Linked DNA regions of Homo sapiens: regions 1 and 3 are each linked to region 2. Evidence: chromatin contacts called from ENCODE Hi-C data. All regions are on one chromosome and are shown on one strand. Each heading gives the region's core, a stretch centred on a gene start or an enhancer-like site at or near the end of the contact. The rest is flanking DNA. Distances are from core to core; before and after follow the strand shown. Region 1 has its middle 180 kb from the start of LINC01235. Region 2 overlaps NFIB-AS1 (NFIB antisense RNA 1). Region 3 has its middle 200 kb from the start of LINC00583.

Region 1 (3,057 bases), core at 62-2,561, 750 kb before region 2:
GGAAAACCCACTAAAATATAAAGCTACTTCAAGCAGAAGAGTATTTTCATCTTATTGCTTTCTTAGTGACCACACCCATCTCATTTTCTTACCTGGCTCAGTACCAGGCCCAGAGGGAGAGGTTTTAAATTTTTATTTTTTTTAATTGAAAACGGATGCTGCACCTTGTTTTTCAAGCCTGCATTTTTCATCAGAAAGAAAAAAAAAAGAACACCTCGCCAAGTATTAGTTTGTTACCTATGCAACCACATAAAACCTAGGAATCAAAACTTGGCATTCAGCTTTATAGACAGTCACACTGGAAAAATCAAGAAAGTCCCAAATAAGTTTGTTGTCTTCCCAGGACATCTCATTTCAAATTGTGTGTCTGATTCTCTCATCCATCTTCTCTACAGAGTTTCTTTTGGCGTTATATTTCCTGTATTGTCAGAAACGAAGCTACATTTAAAAGGTTAAATCAAATAAACCCAGCTACAAAAGGGTTTATAAAATAATCATAGTTGTGAACAGCAAGGAAAGAGGACAACCACTAAAACCATAAAGGGAATCCTTCATGGATGGCCGTGCTTTAAAGTTCACATGAGCTATGTAACATTAGATGCTTTTAAAATTCAGAGGACAAAGTACAGGCATGTTTGTGCATTTCTCTTTCATTTGACAAGTTTTTTTTAGTTAGGTCTGGACCAGATACTCTCTGCTGCTTGCACATGTGTAATTGAGGAGTTTGCTTTGGTAATGTTTTCCACTTTCAAACTTGTGTACTATCAAGAGGTAAGAACAATCCCACCTCCTTCTAAACCCCAAAGTGACACCAAATTCCGGCTTGATCTCCTCAGTGTCAGAACCAGCATCCATTTGAAATATTGTCCAAGCAACTTACTGGTATCTTGGGAAGCTGTTAATCACAGACTGCCCTGCCTTCTGTGAAACTGACAGCATTTGGAAGGCTGCTGGGCACACTAAATTTAAAAGTAAATGTTTGGCAGCTTCAGCCGTCCTCAAGTTTGGCAAGGAGAGTATAATCAACAAAGGGGCATTACTTTTAATTGTATTTAAAAATATAAGTCCCTGCAGTATCCAGAGCTGTGTGCTCTGAGAGGCCCTTGTGCTGTTTGCCCCTTTGCACCAGGGGGGATGCAGTTTATACAAGCAGGCTTTGTTTTAATTAGTGCAGCAAGCAGCCTCCCTCCCCACCTCCTCCTTTCAATGCTTCCAGTTTACAATTGTCCATAACCCCCTCAGCTAAAAATTGTTACCAAGAAAAATTCCACAGAAACCAAAAGAAAAGGGCCAGCAGAGACTGTGCTTTTAAAGAGCTTTTCCAGACTGACTCGGCAGAGCTGTCTGCAGGGAGTGAGTCGCTGAGCTATTATTACTCCAATGGGTTTCAGCTCCGGGGATGTCCCCCAAGGTTAACAAGATAGTTCCGTTAAAAATAACATTAAATTCTTCTCCCTACCCCTTCCCCCAAAAGGGGAAAAACAACAACATGCCCACCTTTTAATAACATTAAGGATCTGGTTTAAAGTGACAAAAGCCAGAAAATTCTAATTTAAGGGGGTTAGAATTCTATCTCCAAGCCACGTCTTTGAGGACGAATAAAATCCAGACTTAATGAGGTGAGTTAAGGATAAAGTGCCAGCTTTAACCCAGCATTACAGAGCTTTTGTGCCTCCTGAGGCAGGCTCTTCTGAATGTTGAAGCAGTAGATAGCAAAAATTAGTGTTTAAAAGAGAAACAACTTAAGGTGGGATGAGAAGCACATTGTATGAAATCGTAGTCTTGGACAAACGTTGTTTTACGTTTAGCAAAGAAAAGCACTTGGTTCTTGCGCGCTGATCAAAACCTTTGTCATCTGATTAGTTGTGCGAAGGATTTTTTTGTGCTGCATCTTTTTCCTTTTGATTTTCAACATTGCACACACCCACAAATTCAAGTCTTCATTTTCATTGAAATCATGTTGAACAATCACTCCTTTTATTCTTTAATTAAAAAAAGAGATGCTCAGGAGGGAAGATTTTGTAAAGTATTTGAAATTCATGCTTTGTTGGACCACTGGATTATAAAAGCTGTGAAGGTGTCATTAGAGACTTCGCATAATCAGTGACTGGGTATAGATCAATATCACTCACTCATTTCCAGGACAGAGACTGGTTTGCGACCTGTGTTCACAGTTTCCTTCAAGGTATACAACCATGTGGAGAAAGGACTTCTCAAATTAGGATTTTAAACTGAAGTATTTTCAGGTTAAAATGTTTACAGTCTTAAACTACTTTGATTCCATTATATTTGTGCATATTTTTAAAATATAAAATTTAAGCGTTTTTGAGAAGAAATACTATGTACTCGTGTGATATCAAATAAGCCTCATTTATTCACTTGGAAAATGAATATAATTTTTAGGCAATTATCAGTGTAATTTTTTTCTCCCTATTAAAAAAGAAAATTTCTGTTTCTTGTTTGCCTCTTTCTAACTTGTTTGTTGTAAACATCTCAAACTGACCTTTTAAACTCTAATTTTATGCTGAAATGAATATTTCCATTACTCCCAACACTGATATATCCATGGAGCTAAAGGAAAAAAGCCCATTTCCTACATATTAGTTAGAGAAAATTAAAAAAAAAATCTATTTCTATCAGTGGGTGAGGGGACATCATGGTTTTTGCAACAACCATGTTTGGTAAAATATGATAACCAGAGTTCTCCAAAGCTGGATGTATATCCACAAGTAGCAAGCTGCTCCACTGTGGTCCTGTCATAAACAAAGTATTGTGCTGTGCTCTCTGGGCTCCAGTAGCGATTTGACTTAGAAATTTTGTATAACCTTGTTTTTCTCATGTGAAGATGATGGCACTAATCAAGGATAGCAGTATTTTCACTTTAGGCAGTTTTTTGGTGTGTTATTAGAATGGATTTTACAAAGTCATCTATAGCATTTTGATATCTAGTCTCTTCACAGCGCATTTTAAATGGTGGCCAGGTGGCTGGGATTAAAGGCCCGTTATGTGGCCAGAGGAGAGAAATCAACAGGCCCACACAAGAACTAGACCTCTAAC
Region 2 (3,011 bases), core at 153-2,652:
CGTCTCCTGGAATTACACTGATTTTTTCATTTTTTTTTGGTGATGTATTTGTATATATAATAGATGTTATCATTATTTTATGAGTGTGGAGTTGGGAGGCTCACCACCAAGATAACAAACCATGGCTACCTGTCTCCGGGCTCAGCACTTCCCGGTACTCTACATTAGCTAAGATGAACGTGGAAATAAAGAAGTGAGCGAGGCCACAGGTAAAAAGAAGAGTCGGGTCAGAATTGACATCACCGCTTCTTTTGCACTGTTCCTCCTGCCCCTGCCTGGCTCCTGAGACCACAGGCTCCCTCAGTGTATGTAATCTGATGATCTTCTATGGTGGCTGCATTTCTTCCAGGCCTTGGTGCAATTGGACAAGCAAGTGTTTCCATGCTCTGTCACCCGGGCCCTCAGTGCTGTTTCTACGCTGTACTAGGTCTGGTCCTGAGGCAAGCCTCTAAGCTTTAGATTTCACTGCTTATCTCTCAGCGTTGTTGAGAGGCTCCAATAACAGACAGGGAAAGGACTGTGTAAACTTGGAATCTCTCTATGTAAACATACAGCTGCTTTTCAAAGGCCTGCATAGGAAGGACCCTGTAGCCTTTCCCTCTGGAACAGAGGAGTTTCAGGAGTCTTTGTGAAAGAGTACGTTTTTGACATCTGAGGGTTTGCATTGTGTCCGTTTGTGTCTATAGGGGCAGGGTTAGGAGTATGTCTTAAAGTAGAAGAGGATGCTCATTTATTACTGAATCTTTGGAATCAGGAGACTTTGGCAAGGGTCAAGTGGATTTCTTTCTGCTGGAGGGCACACAGAGGCAAGCTGGTGGGGTTACAAGGAGGCAGTTATCCTGCTTGGGGTGCACCATGGGTTGGTGAGAATGGCAGAGGTATGGTGAAGGTGCTGCAGCCTGTCCCTTTGGGTAGGTAGCTACTACCAAAGGCTGTCCTTAGACTGTAGGGGCAGACAGAGGGTGGTGAGGGATAGGTCCAGGCCGCGTGAGCTTCCCAGACATGTTATTTAATTTGTGATTGTTTTTGTGCGTGGAAAGGGGAGGGATATTAGAGGATAGATGTGACAGTTCTTCTGGGAAGCTGGTCCTGTTCTATAGGGTTCTTCATTCAGGAAGAATAGCCAAAAACATCCTGAGTTCAGAGGCCTGCAAGTGAGAACAAATGGTGGACCACTGCTAGGGTGTCCTTGGCAGAGCGGGGGAGCTCCTGGAGAGGGGTCTCTGAACTGCTGCATCCCTGCACCCTGAGAATCTGAGCATGAGGAGGAAGCAGAAAATGGCTTTAAGGCGAATGAAGGGGGCTGGGGAGTGGGCTGGTTCCAATGAGAGAAACTGAAAGGAGGGAAGTCAGATTTTTCTTGACGGCCCAGTCTGGCTTCATTCTTCAATACCTGTCAGGACAAAGGCTGCTGCGCCCCCTGGTGTCCGACTGGCCGCCGATGCCTGCGAGCTGACGTGGAGACCCGCAGGCGGTGAGACCCGGGGACCAGCTGGAGGAGTCCACGGGTCAGATGCCTTTTCTTCCATTTGCTAAGGGAGTTGAAGTTGAAATAGCCGTTGCTTTGTCCGTTCTAGAGTCCAAATAGAGACTCTAGTGGAGAGCGAGAGGGGTTTTGTCTTTTTTTTTTTTTTTTTTTGCATGCAATTGAGGCTGACAGGACAATGCCTGTTTAGAAGTAGCCTGGTGCAGTGGAAAGTACGCTCATCTGAAAGAAAAGACCTGCATTTTAGGTGGAGAGCTGATCTGGGGCAAATCACTTAAAATGTTCCAACCTCCCCTTCCTTCTCTAAAAACCAAAGGGGTTACAGTAAGATGTCTGTAAGGTGTTGTCTGAACTCTAATGTTGATTGGGATTGATTAAATCACTAATACACCGCACCCTATTTTCTCAGAGCCTTGCAAATTTGACATTATTTTTTCAATCTACAGGCAGGTGCAAATGTTATGTTTCAGCATCATGAGTTCCCTAATTGTGAGCAAAGATTTTAGTGTCTCCTTTCCTTTTAAAAATAAAAAAATAGCTCTTTTGAGCACAGAACCTCCCTCACCACCACCTTTTGTGGAGCCTCCTGCAAGAAAGCTGCAGAGTGAACAGGGCTTCAGTCTCTGCTCTGTTTCTTTTAAAAATAAAGTACTAAAGTATTGTGCTGGAAATTCTGCTACTAAGTGTTACATGTGGTAGGTGTGAATATATGCTTCAATAGTTCCAGGCACAAGACCAAAATCTTCCCCAGAATTAGCAGAGTTTTCAGCTATAATCTGGCTAACATTTTTCTACAAATAGGTACAAAGACCAATTTGAGAGTACGGTCTCTCTAAGGGGCTACATGGTTGGGTTTCCATTGAAATTTAGGGCCATCCCTTGTACAGTCAGGTGAATTTTTAAGTGGGATCAGCCCTGGGGAATAATTATGTAGTCGCTGAGGGTTTTTCTCTCCTAAAATCTCCAAATCTAGTTTCTGAGGTGAGCAGTCAGTTATACCTCATGGCAATTTTTTCCTTCAGCATTGCATTTAAATGGTTATCTCTATGTAATGGGTACTCTGTGTGTGTGTGTGTGTGTGTGTGTGTGTGTGTGTGTAGAAATGGATTGTCCCGTGAAGGATCACTTGAACAGCAACCTTAGCTTTACAGATGTGAAGGGAGTGTGTAGCCCTTGTCCTGTTGTGAACACTGTCACTATTCCTTGTGCGGCAGGGGAGGAGCAGGTCTCTCTAAATGAGAGAAGCGAACCAGAGGAAGAACAGCAGCACAAATGAGATGACCTATAGCAACCGACCCCTGCTTCAGGGATGGGGAGATGCTGTGTGTGTGTGAGCATGTTTGGGTTGGAGTAAGCACAGTGACTTGGAACACTGCACCCCTCCCCAAAGGGAAAAGCTGTGTTACAGGCTGAACTGTGCCACTCCAAAATCACCCTTGATACCTCAGAATGTGACTGTATTTGGAGATAGGGCCTTTAAGGGGGTACTTAAGTTATTATGAAGTGGGCCCTAATCCAGTATGAC
Region 3 (3,416 bases), core at 734-3,233, 630 kb before region 2:
TTCTTTCTGAAAATATTTGTTTTGTAAACCATTTCAAACACTGCTATAGATGCTGGAGATAAAACATAAAATACAGGCTCTGCCCTCAAGGTAACGGCAGATGATTAAATAGTCCATTTTAGCACAATGTGGCAAATATTTCGATAGCAGTCAGAGAAAGGTGCTATGGGAACACCCAGAATACTTAACCCAGCCTTGGAAGAGAAGGAGGTTAATTCTTTCCTATTCATTCTTCAGTGATGAAAAGAAGAAGTCAGTTCTTTATTGAAGTTAACTTTTAAGCTTGTAGAATGAGTGAGAAGCAGCTTCCTAGGCCAACGGTACATTTTTTTCAGTTCTTAAAACTAGAGTAGTCCTCAAGACTAATAAGACCAGTTAATAGTGGATGAGCTTTGAGTATTTGCCATGGGCTAACTATTATATTAAGCACTGTATATGAATCATATCATGTATCTTTTCACAGCAAACCTATTAGGTAATTCCTATTGTCCCTATTTACATATGAGGAAGACACGATTTAAATTTCCTAACTTGCTCCTCCAGCATTACACAGCCTGAAACAGTGAGTTTGGGAATCAAACTTGGCCTGTGCCTTGACCTATTTAGCTGTTTCCAAATACTGCTTCCAAATATCCATTTAGTCTGAGTAGGCTTGTTTTTTGGAGAGGCCATCTGAAGCTCTTTCATACCATGCTATCTTATTACTTTTGTTGAATTTTATCTTATTCAATTCGAAATAAAACAGAGGTGTCACTAAAAAAGACAAGTTATATAGTACTTTATAATAGCTATATATATAAAATTTGACCAAAAATGAATAATTTTTCATTATTGTCAAGGACAGTGGAGAAACTGTCTTGTCATAACCCAGAGCCAGAGGTAGAAAACCAGGTTTTGTGAAGACTATGCTCAGCTGTCATTCATTTTGTCTTTCTCCCCTCCTCCCACCACCAGAAGCTAGGAAAAAGGCACAGAATGGTGTGCTGTTGTCTTAACTCACCTGCAAGAGTCTATTTCAGGGGACATGCAGGTTTTTCTGAATATGATGTCCACCAGAGATCCAGAGATGGGAGCAGACACTCAGGTCCATGGGACAAATGTAGGATAAATTGGGAGTAGTTTGATGGAATATTCTTATACCCCACACATGTGTCTACACAATCTTCTCTTTGTAGCCCTGATCATTCATTATGTGATAAGGTGCTATGTTTTCCAGCAAATTTGGTATATGCAGCCTGGTGGATAAGCATCTAGGCTTTGAATTGGGATAAACTGGGGATTGAATCTTTGTTCTTCTATTACTTACTCACTGTATGTCTGTGGAAAATTTATGAAACCTCTCTGAATTTTGTTTTTCTGCCGGTAGAGTGAAGCTAAGAAGACTTACCCATAAGGTTCTCAAGGACATTAGATGAAAGCATTTGTATAAAGTGCTGAATATGGTAGCTGGCACTTAGCAAGGACTGGGCAAATAGGAGTTATCATAATTATTAGGTTTACAATTCTAAACCTTTGGTGAAAAGTAACAATCCAAGGCATTTTTCAACAGCCAATTTTAAAAATGAATAGCTTCATGCCTTCCCTATAATATTCTTGTTCATATCGGTTATTTTCAAATGGAAATGTTTTTGAGGTCTTTTCTTAGCTTAAGTTTTTGAATTGAACCCACTTTCCTACTATAGTCACAAAGGATTCTCAATGTTCGATGCTAATATCAGAATCTAAAATCAGAGTCTTACAAAATTTAGGGCTAAATGAGCTAAGGGCACAGAAAAGCTCAAAGTGGCTTGTGTAACCAAAGAACAGCTACTCCTTCTCATTTGCCTCATTCAGGGGATGAATTGCTCCTTCTCTTCCTCTTCATCCCCCACATCCTAAACACATTTCCTGAAAGACCTTCTGGTTAAGTTCTCATCCCCTTGGCAAGGCAACTTGTCTGCTGAGCCAGTCAGCTGTCTCATTGAGATTCACTGCCAGGTGGACAGCTTTGATGGCAAGGAGGTGGCGTTCCGCCCAGTTAAGCAGCTTTCAAGCCTCAAGCCATAAAGATGAGCTCCTGGCCCTCCTTCCTCCAGGAGGATACTGCAGACATATTGCCTGCCCTTGGAAGGATGGCTTTCCTGTGGTGCAAATTATTGAGCTGTGCAGAACACCTTACTTACTGCTCTCTCCTCAGAGCACTTGAGACACAGACCTTGTCCAGTTTCTTGTGTCAGCTTTTTTTCCCGTGAAAGGTGCTGTTCAAGTAATTAGCTCGAGTTGGAAGCAAGCAGTAAGTTAGGGGCATATGTGTTTTTTTTTTTCAGCTGAGGCTGATCTTTGCATATACACCAGGGGAAAAAATCCTATGCTGTAAGATATGTACAAAATAAAAGAGCCCATGTTTCTGAATGAACATTTCTTTTTTCAATAGTCCTTGCACACCTTTTCAGCTAGATAAACCAATAGCTTTACACCTTGAGCAATGATGCTGTTTTCTAGCCCATTTTATAGACGTGAATATTAAGAACAAAAGATGGCCACAGACTTGAATATGACATTTTAAAAACGAACAGAATATTTTACATATTTTTATCAGAAAGGTATATGTGTCCATTAAAAATACAGGTGGGGGGAAACAAAAATCTCCTATTAAGACAGCAAGTAGAGAAAATTGTCATGGAGGAAACCTGTTTAGAAAACTCACCAGTAAAGAATGGGCAGTTGGAATTTTGTGAGGAGCACTTGCTGGGAGTGGGCTATGCTGTTGTTTTCACCGATTCACTGCCTCTCAGAAAGGGAGGCAGAGAGGAGCTGCCTCTCCCCTTGTGCATGTGAGAGAGGGTGTCAAGGAAACTCTGGGTCTTGCTATGCTTACGCAGGAGTTTGGTGAGCAGAATGTGCCAATGTCCAACATCCACCTGGAAAATCTAAAGGCAGAGATGAGTCATCCAGCTGGTTAGCTAGTGAAGCAAAAAAAGAACTGTTGCCACACTGGGGTGAGCTGCTTGCCTAGAGTGTGTCAAGCTGAAATGTGCGTGAATATTTACTGCAGGACATCAGGGTGGAGGTGGAGGATTAAGCCAAATGTGAAACATTTCAAATCCTGCTCAACAGGATACCCTTAAAAAGGGCTGGACAGGGGACTCAGATAGAGACACTCCACGTGGAAGACCACAGGAAAAGAAAGTGGAGTACAGCTGGAGTAAAATGAATTGTCTGCATCATGGGATGTTCCATCACATTTTGGCTTTGTAAAGAAACAAAACACACATGTACCCAACAATGAGTCAATCTGCCAAGGCCAGAAGTTGTGAAGCCATCTTTTGAAAGCACCAGTTTGCGTAAGAATGTTTCTGTCCTTCTTTGCCATCTTTCCTGTCCTCTATGCAATTTTTTCTATTCTCCTCAGGGTTAGCCAAATAGAGAAGAAAGGG

The links. Hi-C counts contacts between places; a loop is a spot of excess contacts on that map. Pooled maps may share reads with other maps.
Region 1: a map of posterior cingulate gyrus shows a loop between it and region 2 (6-fold over the local background). The contact joins two enhancer-like sites. A Hi-C loop is called at or near these places in 3 of 168 maps with a recorded cell type or tissue (aorta, posterior cingulate gyrus and right cardiac atrium), 1 of 37 single-sample maps with no recorded cell type and 5 of 50 pooled maps.
Region 3: a map of PC-9 shows a loop between it and region 2 (2.8-fold over the local background). The contact joins two enhancer-like sites. A Hi-C loop is called at or near these places in 3 of 168 maps with a recorded cell type or tissue (PC-9, aorta and heart right ventricle), 1 of 37 single-sample maps with no recorded cell type and 6 of 50 pooled maps.

What each region holds. Positions count from the first base shown.
Region 1 is chr9:13,607,025-13,610,081 of GRCh38, forward strand. No RefSeq gene overlaps it. Among named protein-coding and RNA genes, the nearest start is that of LINC01235, 180 kb to the left of the region's middle. Within about 2 kb of position 1,312, at least 5 of the 41 ENCODE cell types and tissues checked have a DNase peak (open chromatin) inside an H3K27ac peak, as active enhancers do.
Region 2 is chr9:14,352,234-14,355,244 of GRCh38, forward strand. The region is part of intron 1 of NFIB-AS1 (NFIB antisense RNA 1); the gene reads left to right. It also overlaps a transcript of NFIB not described here. Among named protein-coding and RNA genes, the nearest start is that of NFIB-AS1, 37 kb to the left of the region's middle. Within about 2 kb of position 1,403, at least 11 of the 41 ENCODE cell types and tissues checked have a DNase peak (open chromatin) inside an H3K27ac peak, as active enhancers do.
Region 3 is chr9:13,726,353-13,729,768 of GRCh38, forward strand. No RefSeq gene overlaps it. Among named protein-coding and RNA genes, the nearest start is that of LINC00583, 200 kb to the right of the region's middle. Within about 2 kb of position 1,984, at least 3 of the 41 ENCODE cell types and tissues checked have a DNase peak (open chromatin) inside an H3K27ac peak, as active enhancers do.